Linked DNA regions of Mus musculus: region 1 is linked to region 2. Evidence: chromatin loops called from intact Hi-C (ENCODE). Cell type or tissue: heart. All regions are shown on one strand.

Evidence for each region. A loop is a pair of places that touch in the nucleus more often than their neighbours do. Peaks named below come from ENCODE experiments on the same cell type or tissue, not always from the same donor. Only the 100,000 strongest peaks of a DNase experiment are listed, where the experiment ranks them.
Region 1: it touches region 2 in a loop (6-fold over the local background); 38 of 42 quality-filtered maps call a loop at or near these places.

Annotation. Positions count from the first base shown.
Region 1 is chr16:10,269,638-10,274,637 of GRCm38, forward strand. No RefSeq gene overlaps it. Among named protein-coding and RNA genes, the nearest start is that of Gm24667, 34 kb to the left of the region's middle. In heart, a CTCF peak has its summit at 2,820 (motif pointing right); no DNase peak of the experiment used is centred here.
Region 2 is chr16:10,516,392-10,521,391 of GRCm38, forward strand. It overlaps Ciita (class II transactivator), which reads left to right. Exons shown (of 19, transcript NM_001302618.1): 13 at 1,297-1,377; 14 at 1,903-1,995; 15 at 4,577-4,663. LOC115488669 (a long non-coding RNA gene) reads right to left here and starts at 2,113. Exons shown (of 2, transcript XR_003951966.1): 1 at 1-2,113. In heart, no CTCF peak of the experiment used is centred here; no DNase peak of the experiment used is centred here.

The sequences.
Region 1 (5,000 bases), 250 kb before region 2:
TGGGTGGTGCCATCCTTGGGCTAGTAATCTTGGGTTCTATAAGAGAGCAAACTGAGCAAGCCAGGGGAAGCAAGCGAGTAAGGAACATCCCTCCATGGCCTCTGCATCAGCTCCTGCTTCCTGCCCTGCTGGAGTTCCAGACCTGACTTCCTTTGGTGGCAGCCAGCAATTTGGAAGTGTAAGCTGAATAAACCCTTTCCTCCCCAACTTGATTCTTGGTCATGTTTTGTGCAGGAATAGAAACCCTGACTAAGACAACTGGTGAGTCTAGCCTGTTGTAGTTGCCAGTGCTGTGGCTTTTGCCCTGAAACTTGTTACACTACCACTGTAGGCACAACATATGCCAGTAATGATTAGGGGTCATGGAGCATTTTACTTCATATTTAAAATTACATGGGCCATTGTAAACATCTAGCCCAATTTCCCAACCCTGTTTCCCATCTTTAACAAGAAGCAGGTTTTTTTCAGGACATACATCCTGGAATGGCCATACAGATGCCAGCCTCCCTCTAAGCTAGCCACCTTCATATTTGGAAAAATGCTTTGACCACCAAAAACCTTCCTGGGTGGCAATAGCCAGTCTACCTGTCTTAGAAAGAACTGGCTGTATTTCTGGCTCTGAAGGACATACAAGAGACCATTCTATCCACAATCTCCCATCTTTGGAGAGTCAGGTGTTTTTAAACTTCTGTGGAATACAGAGGATTAAATGTGGCAGAGTGGGCAATCCCAGTCTGGGCAGTTTCTCTCCAGTGCTGGTCTACCCAGACCTCAGACCTGACCTCCTGCTGCCTATCAACTTCGTCTTCTTTTCTTTTCTTTTTCTTTTCTTTTTTTTTTTTTTTTTGGCATTGGGTATTTTATTTTATTTTTTTCCATTTTTATTAGGTATTTAGCTCATTTACATTTCCAATGCTATACCAAAAGTCCCCCATACCCACCCCCCCCACTCCCCTACCCACCCACTCCCCCTTTTTGGCCCTGGTGTTCCCCTGTACTGGGGCATATAAAGTTTGCAAGTCCAATGGGCCTCTCTTTGCAGTGATGGCCGACTAGGCCATATTTTGATACATATGCAGCTAGAGACAAGAGCTCCGGGGTACTGCTTAGTTCATATTGTTGTTCCACCTATAGGGTTGCAGTTCCCTTTAGTTCCTTGGGTGTTTTCTCTAGTTCCTCCATTGGGGGCCCTCGTCTTCTTTTCAAATGCATTGTTTTTTCTGTAAGTTTATTCATGTGAGATAACAGAATTTAGAATCCCATTGGAAAGGTAAGGGGAAAGACTGGGGAGAAAGGTCTGTGTCTGGTCACATTGCAGGACAAAGTAGACAAAAGAGGAGCTGAGCCAACTCTCTGAAAAAGCAGCATTTAGACAACTTCCTAAATGAAATGTAGGTGTGTGGGTCCAGTTAGAACGTGAGGGAAGGAGTCTGAGAGAAGCCTCTCAGGAGCTGAGAGAGACCCCAGCACAACAAACACTTGCTGCAAAGGCTGTGAGCATGGAGTATTCCCTCTATGTATAGACATTTATGTTCAGAGGGCAACGACCTGGTCTCAAGACTGGCTGCTGATAGCCTTGGGTAGGGGCTTCATTCCTTTCCCCAAATAAAACTTTATAGTAAAGATCTTGCCTAGCTTCCTGTGTCCTACTACAACCATATCAGTTGTATCTCTCAGAATCCACCCAATGATTGTAACTTCAAATTGCACCAGAACCCTAAATATGACTGACTTAAATTACACGAGCTGACCCAGAACTATGGCAAACACCTTTGGTCCCAGCACTCAGGAGGCAGAGACAATATGGACTTCTGTGATCTTAATGTCAGTCATAGAGAGACCTAGAAAGAAAAAGGAAAGAAGCCTAGCTTTCTATTTTCCTGTGAGTGGTAGTGGGGAGACTCCTCGGATGCTGTGGGGGGCGCTGCGAAGCTGATTTCTGTCTCAGCCTACATCAGGATCTGGGCTGCACCATAATATCATCCATCACCCAGCTCTGGGCAGGTCGTACTGTCTCGTCCACAGCCTGGTAAGTACTGTAGCAAGCACAGAGGCATTCGTGGCAGTTTAGTAGGACCAAGGGTCCGGTCTTCTGCTCTCTCTGAGTCTGACTTGGTAAATTTACAGGCACGGTTACTCCTCTGGGCAATGCAGAGTCCAGGCCTTGGTGAGTTGGATTATAGCCCCAGACAAAGGATAGATTCGCAGTTGAGTTGAGAGAATTAGATTTTTTTTTTAATTTTTTTAAAGATTTATTTATTTATTATATGTAAGTACACTGTAGCTGTCTTCAGACACTCCAGAAGAGGGCATCAGATCTTGTTACAGATGGTTGTGAGCCACCATGTGGTTGCTGGGATTTGAACTCCGGACCTTCGGAAGAGCAGTCGGGTGCTCTTACCCGCTGAGCCATCTCACCAGCCCGAGAATTAGATTTTAAGTGATTTTTACTTTGATTGGTTGACTGATTTTGTGTGCATGTGTATGAGTGTGCAGTATTTGGGTGCCACTCGGAAGTCCACATATACCATTCAGGACTCAGTTCTTTCCACTTTGTGAGCCCCAGGAATCAAACGCAGGTTACCCGTCTTGACAGCAGACACCTTCAGCCACTGAGCCCTCTTGCCAGCTGAAAGAATTATGACATGCTAAAGACCACAGGAAATCTAAGCTATATTACCACCCATTTTTTAAGGGTTAATTCATTAAAGGATTATGGGATATCTTTTGCCAGACACTGAAATAGGCACTGATGTGGAGAACAACACTGGGCAGTAAGTCTTTATCTAAGAGAACAATTCTAACACATGACCGCCAGGTGGCAGAAGTGTCTTTTTCTGCAGCTGAAAGAGCACATATCTCACCTGAAGTCTCTATCCAGCCTAATTCCTCCCCGGATCTCCATGTAGATACCCAATGCTTTGGCCTTTGCATCCTGAATTTCGCCTAGAATGATCTTGCTGTAGCTTTTCTGCCTTGATCTTCCTGACTGCAGCCTCCCTTGAGTACCCCCCACCCCCTCAGGCAGATGGGCTAAAGTCCTCAGGGCTGGTGGGCTTTAACCTCAGGCCACATTGTGTCCTTGCCTTTTCATGAAATCTGTACCTGAATGACATAAGACTCTGCCAGCTCACTGCAGGTCCAGTATACGTGAAAGGATATCCGAAGCCATTAAGGTTGTGGAAGCTAGTCTGCTGTCTGTGAGAGTGGGGAATGCTTTCCCTATGGACAATCACCCAGAGATGACAACATGAACCATTCGATTGGGAAAAAACAATCTTGGCAGCAGAGGACAAAGGAAAATTCAGGAAGGCAATTTTTTTTTTTTTTTGTAAAAAGGGTGTGCCAGAACCCGAACGCTGACAGCAAGCAGGACCAAGATGGCCTCTGTCTTTATCCTTGACATAGGTAAAGAATGCCTCTCTCATCCCATAATGGGGGCTCCACAGCCTGACATGCTCGGCAGAGGGGAAGAGTGGGAGGGTATTTGTTGGATTAACTATATTTGAGAGAAAAAGAAAATCCCTTTCAACTTCTCTTTACATCTTTAAAATGACTACCCTTCAGAGGTAACTCTAACTACCATTATGGAACTAGGTCAACAACCAGTCTGGCTTTTTCCAGGTGTAGCAGTCAGGGCAGTCCTCCAATGGGCCCATCTAAAAGACCCCCAAGAGTGTGCTGGTAGTTATCTGTGTAATAGCCAGGTGTGAAGAAGAAAGAACGACCTGGACTGGCACCTGAGAGAGATGAGATGAGGGCAAAGTGTGTATGCTGAGTGCTGTCTTCTTAAAGGGATGTGAAGGTGACGTTCATATTCTATCGGTCCTATTCCTTTAAAGAAGCTTGACTAATCCAGTTTTGAAGAGTGCGGGTAGCAGATAAAGAGAAGCAGCAGACACCCAGCAGGACATCAGCAAATTGATGTTTACAACAGACAGAACTGAGCTAGGGGAACCCTTCTAGTATGACGGACACCACAAGAAAACCTACCAAACCAACTAACCTCCGCCTATAGTGCCTCACTGAGACCGAGCCAACACCCAGAAAGCATGCAGGGGGTGGTCCTGGGCCCCCTACACATATGTAACAGATGTGCAGCTTGGTCTTCATGTGGGACCCCTAACAGCAGGAGCAGGAGCTGTCTCTGACTCTGCTTCCTGCCTTTGGACCCTTTCCCCAAACTGGGCTAACTTGTCTAGGCTCAATAGAAGATGTTCCTAGTCCTACTGCAACTTGATATGCCAAGGCCTGTTGATATCCATGGGAGGCCTCCCCTTCTCAGAGGAGAAAAGGAGGGAGGCCAGAGAAATGGTGGGGAGGGAGAGGGAATGGGAGGAGAGAAGGGAGGAAAGCTGGAATCAGATATCAAGTAAATAATGTACTTAAAAAAAACAAAACAAAACCCTATGAAGGCGGAGTTAAAAGACCTTGGAGAGCACAGGATCAGCAGACTCTGCCCATGGAGCTGTAACAAAAAAGCAAAAGCAAAGTGGGGAGGGGGCCAGTGGTTCAGAGTGATTACATGGTTACATATGTGCCACCCGCACACACACAGGCACAAATCTTCTTCTTCTCCTCCTCCTTCTTCTTCTTCTCCTTCTCCTTCTTCTCCTTCTCCTTCTCCTTCTCCTTCTCCTTCTCCTCCTTCTCCTTCTCCTTCTCCTTCTCCTTCTCCTCCTCCTCCTCCTCCTCCTCCTCCTCCTCCTCCTCCTCCTCCTTCTCCTTCTCCTTCTCCTTGTCCTCCTTCTCCTCCTCCTCCTTCTCCTCCTCCTCCTCCTCCTCCTCCTCCTCCTTCTCCTTCTTCTTCTTCATCTTCATTATATTTAAATACAAAAGCCAGGGTACCCAGGGCTCAATGGGCAGAAAGAGAAGTAAATAACAAACAGCAAACAGGAGTCTGGGGGAAAAGGAATAGTCTGAGCCAGATATAGACAATCAGGAGCAGGCACGGAGAGGCAGCACAGCCGCACCTCTGGCCCACTCTCTACCTCCACTGC
Region 2 (5,000 bases):
CACTTAAAAACTCTCACATGAGCGGAGGCGGAGGCGGATACATGTGGCTCAGTCGGCAGAGTCCTTCCTAGTAGGCACAAGCCCTGGTTCGATCTCCAGCGCTATCTACACGGCATGGGGACACACATCTGTGGTCCCAGCATCTAGGGTAGAGGCAGGAGAATCACTTCAGTCATCTTACACATCTTAGGTTGGAGGCCTAGGCTCGAGAGCTGGCTTCTCTATGCTCCCTCTTCCCGCTTTCTCCTGAAACAAGACCCAGCCCCCGGTCTCTGGGCCACTGTGGGGCAGTGCCTCTGCCCTGAATGCTCTTCCCTATGCAGCAGGTCCACGCTGGCCCTCACTTTCCTCTGTTTTTTTTTTTTTTTTTCTTGTTTATTTGGATATGTGTGTGCGCATGTGTGCCCTGTTGTGGAGGTTAGAGAACAATTTGGCTCTTTCTACCATGCCGGTCTCAGGGACAAAATTCAGGTCCCAGGTTGGGTGCAGGCACTTTGACCCCACTGACCTTGTCTCTCGGTGTTCTGAGACCCTTCCTGAACTCCCCCACAGTGAATCTGTCTGCAGCATTTCTTATCTCTCATAAGCAGTGACTGAATGGGAAAGCTCATGGGTGATCCAGAATGGGGTTGGGTCCCATCTTGGGCCCCCCCAGGCTTTCCCCACACTGACAAGATCCTTCCAGCCTTCTTCCCTGCAGCACCTGGAGTAAGCCTCCTGGACATCACGGTCCAGACCATGAACCAAGTTCTTTATCTCAATACTAACTCTATGCAAGTAGTATCCTAGCATTGGGGGAGAAATGAGGTTTTCCCAGTGTACTGAATTAGTGAGTTGCAGGTTCAGTGGCCTCTGTATCTGTGCACATAAACACACACACACACACACACACAGAGGAGAGGGGGAGGGAAAGGGAGGGAGAGGGGGAAGGAGGGGAGGGAGAGAAAATATATTTAAAAACAGAAGCTCATGCAATCTGGTGTGACCCTGGGAACAGACCTTGGCTGGTGTGGGGACTTCTTCACCAGGCAAGGGTGAGCATGTATAGACATGAGCAGCAGTGAGGACAGGCTTGCTGCTGAAAGCAGAAAGTGAAGTGGGAGCGTCCCAGCAGGCCTCTGGGTGGTCCTGAGCAGAGCAGTGGCAGAGCAGCACAGTGGGCCATTGAGAGCCCAGCAGGCAGGGATAAGACACTAGGGAGTCAGGGAGGGAGCCTCAGACTGTTCTGCATCTTTGCACTCCACTGGCCGTTTAGGTGTCTGACCTGTCTGACCTCTACTGTTGATTGCTTCCTAGGTTGGGCCCCATCTTGGGCCCCCAGGCTTTCCCCACACTGGCAAAGATCCTTCCAGCCTTCTCTTCTCTGCAACACCTGGAGTAAGTTACAGACCCTGACACCCTCCACCCTCTGCCCCGACTTTGTCCCCAGGGCACATGGGGAGTCTTTCTCCTTTTTCCTCTTCCCTACCATCTGGGGAAACTGTGTGGGAGTCAGGTGACCCCACCATGGGGACTTATGACCCCTAATACAGGGAAGGGACAGAGAATGGGACACCCCAGATTTTAAAAAAAAGTTTGGAGTTTTGCAAGCTTTGAAATTCTTTTCCCCACACAGCCCCCTTCACGGCTCTTCGAAACCACAAAGGGCAGACAGGTGGGAGCAGGGAGCTCTGTTCAATAGATTAGGTTCCAAGAGATGTGGGGGGGGGGGCTGACCAGCAGGCTCCTACAAAGACAAGCAGACAGTCTAGTCCATGGTGTGTGGCCAGCTGAATGGCGCCCCCAGGAGGTTAAGGCCAGCTCCCATAAGCCCAGAGAGGAGCTTATGGTCAAGAGAACCAGGGCTGGAGGACGCTGGCCTGGGGCCACAAGGTAAATGGCTGCATTTGATCCCACCTGCAGCCTGGACTCACTTAGTGAGAACAAGATCGGAGACAAGGGTGTGTCGAAGCTCTCAGCCACCTTCCCTCAGCTGAAGGCCCTGGAGACGCTCAAGTGAGTCCACTGGCCCTGCCTCCTTCCTGCTTCTGGTACAGAACCTTTCTCCAGCCGACCCTCCATCCTGTCATCTGCCCATCTCTCCGTCATTCACTCTTTCTGTTCTAGATCATGCACTCTCCCATTCAGCCACTGAAAATCCATTCTCTGGTCTTCCAAATGGATGTCCAGTCCAGGGACCACCTCAGGAACACTGGCCACCTCTTTAAGACATGATCTCTCTCTGGCTTGGAACTTACCAGTTATGCCAGGCTACCCAGCCAATGAGCCCCCAGAGCTCCACATCTCCACCTCACCAGTGCTGGGAGCACAAGCATGCCCAACATGCCTGGCTTTCTGTGTAGGTCCTGGGGATCGAACTCGAGGCTGTGAGACAAGCATTTTATCGAGTTATCTCTCCAGACCTCATTTATTGGTTTGATGAACAAAGACTTAGGGAAGCCTTGCTATCCTGGGCAACAGTGGAGACCCCAAAGATCCTGCTCCCTGACCTCAGGCCTCTTCATATACAATAAACCAGAAGCAAACAAATAAATAAACAATAATTATAAACCAGTGAGCTGGGGAGGCTGAGACAGTGGAATAACCACACGTTTAAGGCCAGCCTATGAATCGGTCTCAAAAAAAACAAATGGTGGGGGAGGGGCTGGCAGGGTGGTTTAGTCGGTGAAGGTGGCTGCTACTAACCTTGACAATTTGAGTTCTGTCCTCGGGACCTACATGGTAGAAGGAGAGAACCAACCAACTCCGGAACATTGTCCTCTGACCTACACACACACTAAAAAAGAGAAAGAGAAAAAAGTATCAAAATAAAATACACTGTAATAAAAGTTTAATGCATGAAAACTGTTCTGGGATGTTGGAAGAGACAGGATAGGTTGGGGCTTAGCAGTGGAAACACTGAGCGGTGGAAGTTGTCTTTAGCTGTTTTATGCTTTGGGAAGTTAAGGTAGAATGGGTGTGTGGGAGATGGACATGATACACCCGTGATCCCAGCGCTGGAGAGACTGGGGCTGGAGGATCTTTGAGTTCAAGGCTAGCCTGGGCTACATGACACCTTGTTTCAGAACAAAAGATGTAAAAGGGGCCAATAAGATGCCTTAGAGGGTAAAGGCTCTTGCTGCACATGCCGGGAGATAAGAGTTTGGTCTCCAGAACTCATGTAAAAGCATGTCAATGCAGAAACATTGCTCTCCTCCTAAAGCGGTTAAGAGTTTATTTGGGAGCCATCTTGAGTGACCGTGGCTCAGAAACACAGATCTAGGTAATCTCAGACTCCATGTTCCAACATGGAGGCAATTCCATGAAGTTTTATAGTTTTAAAGAACAAAGATAGCCATATAAAATACATTGGCATGGCCAGACAGTTGTGGTGCATGTCTTTAATGCCAGCACTTGGGAGCCAGAGGCAGGCGGATCTCTGTGAGTTCGAGAACAGCCTGGCCTACAGAGTTTCAGGACAGCCAGGGCTACACAGAGAAACCCTGTCTCGAAAAACAAGAAACAAAACAAAACAAAAAATATATTGGTAGGAACCCGAGAGAAGCAGGTACACCAAGTAGGGGGAGCTTTTCTACAGGCCCAAGATGTCATCTGAGGGCAGTCTTAGCTTTTGGATTGGTGGAAGCTAGTGGTCAGCTAAGTTAATAGAGCCCAAGAGGTTTTATCCACCAGCCACACTTCTGACACAGAGGTGGGTAAGGACTGGCTGTTCTTGGGCCTCTCCCGACCTCTCCACAATCTTTCAATCAGTCTCTGCGACACAGAGTCTTTCTAGGAATTCTAATTCACAATATAATAATAATAATAATAATAATAATAATAATAATAATAATAATAATATAGAAGCACTGAGAACATAGTGATGATAAAGCACTTATCTAGGACACACAAGGCCCTAGGTTCAATTCCCACAACAAAACAAATAAACCATTTTTTAAAAAATCTGTCAACACTCCATCTTATAAACAAGGTTAAGAAGCCTGAAAATACCCAAGGATTCATGTGTACATTTCCTGATGTGTAATGTCTCTATAATTTACAATGGTCCAGGTATACCACAAGATAGATTTCCCTCCCTTCTCCACTCTCCTTCTGACCTTTTTTAAAAAAATATTAATTTGTTTATTTACTTTACATCCTGATCATGGCGCCCCCTCCTCTCAGTCCTCCCTCACACAGCTCCTCCCTCCCTCCCTCCCTCCCTCCCTCCCTCCCTCCCCCTTCCTTCCTTTCTATTCCCGGACACATGAGCATTTATTAAGTACCTACTGTATGTAGAGCTGGAAGATAGCCCTAGGGGAAAAGGCACTATCAAATTAGACAGCAGGTGGAGGAGAGGACCTCTCTCTCTGCTCCCACCTCTCCCCTCCCCTGCCAGCCCACTCTCTCTGTAACAAACCCTTCATATTGGTGAGTGGTTTCTGTAGGTTCATCCTCATTACCCATGACCCTTCCCAGGGCTGGCTATCATGGCTGTGTGGCTACAGTCCCCTGTGAAGCAGCGAGTTTCCAGCCGGTGAGGAAGGGAGAGCCTTCCACTTAGGTCCTGGACCTTCTCCTCCCTGTGTCTCCTTAGCTTGTCCCAAAACAACATCACTGATGTGGGTGCCTGCAAGCTTGCAGAAGCTCTGCCAGCCCTAGCCAAGTCCCTCCTAAGGCTGAGGTGAGTGAGGTACCCCCCACTGAATGGGCTGGGGAGATGGGGGTGGGGTGGGGCTGGGGGGAGGTAGGGGTGAGGGGGGTATAGGACCCCCTTTTGCTGCTCTTTGTGGCACATCACCACAGCCTTGGGGCAAGTCGCTTACTAGTTCCAAGTCTCTATTTCTTCATCTGTAAAATATGAACCATGTCAATGGATCATGTGTCATACTCCAGCGCTATCCCTAGTGAGCAGTAGTAGATGGTTGCCCTTTACCCAAGGAAGAGCCCACTGGAAAGCCCTGCAGTGCTGGCTTCTGGGCTGTCCACCACTATTCCAGCTAGTTCTCACACTGCCACCT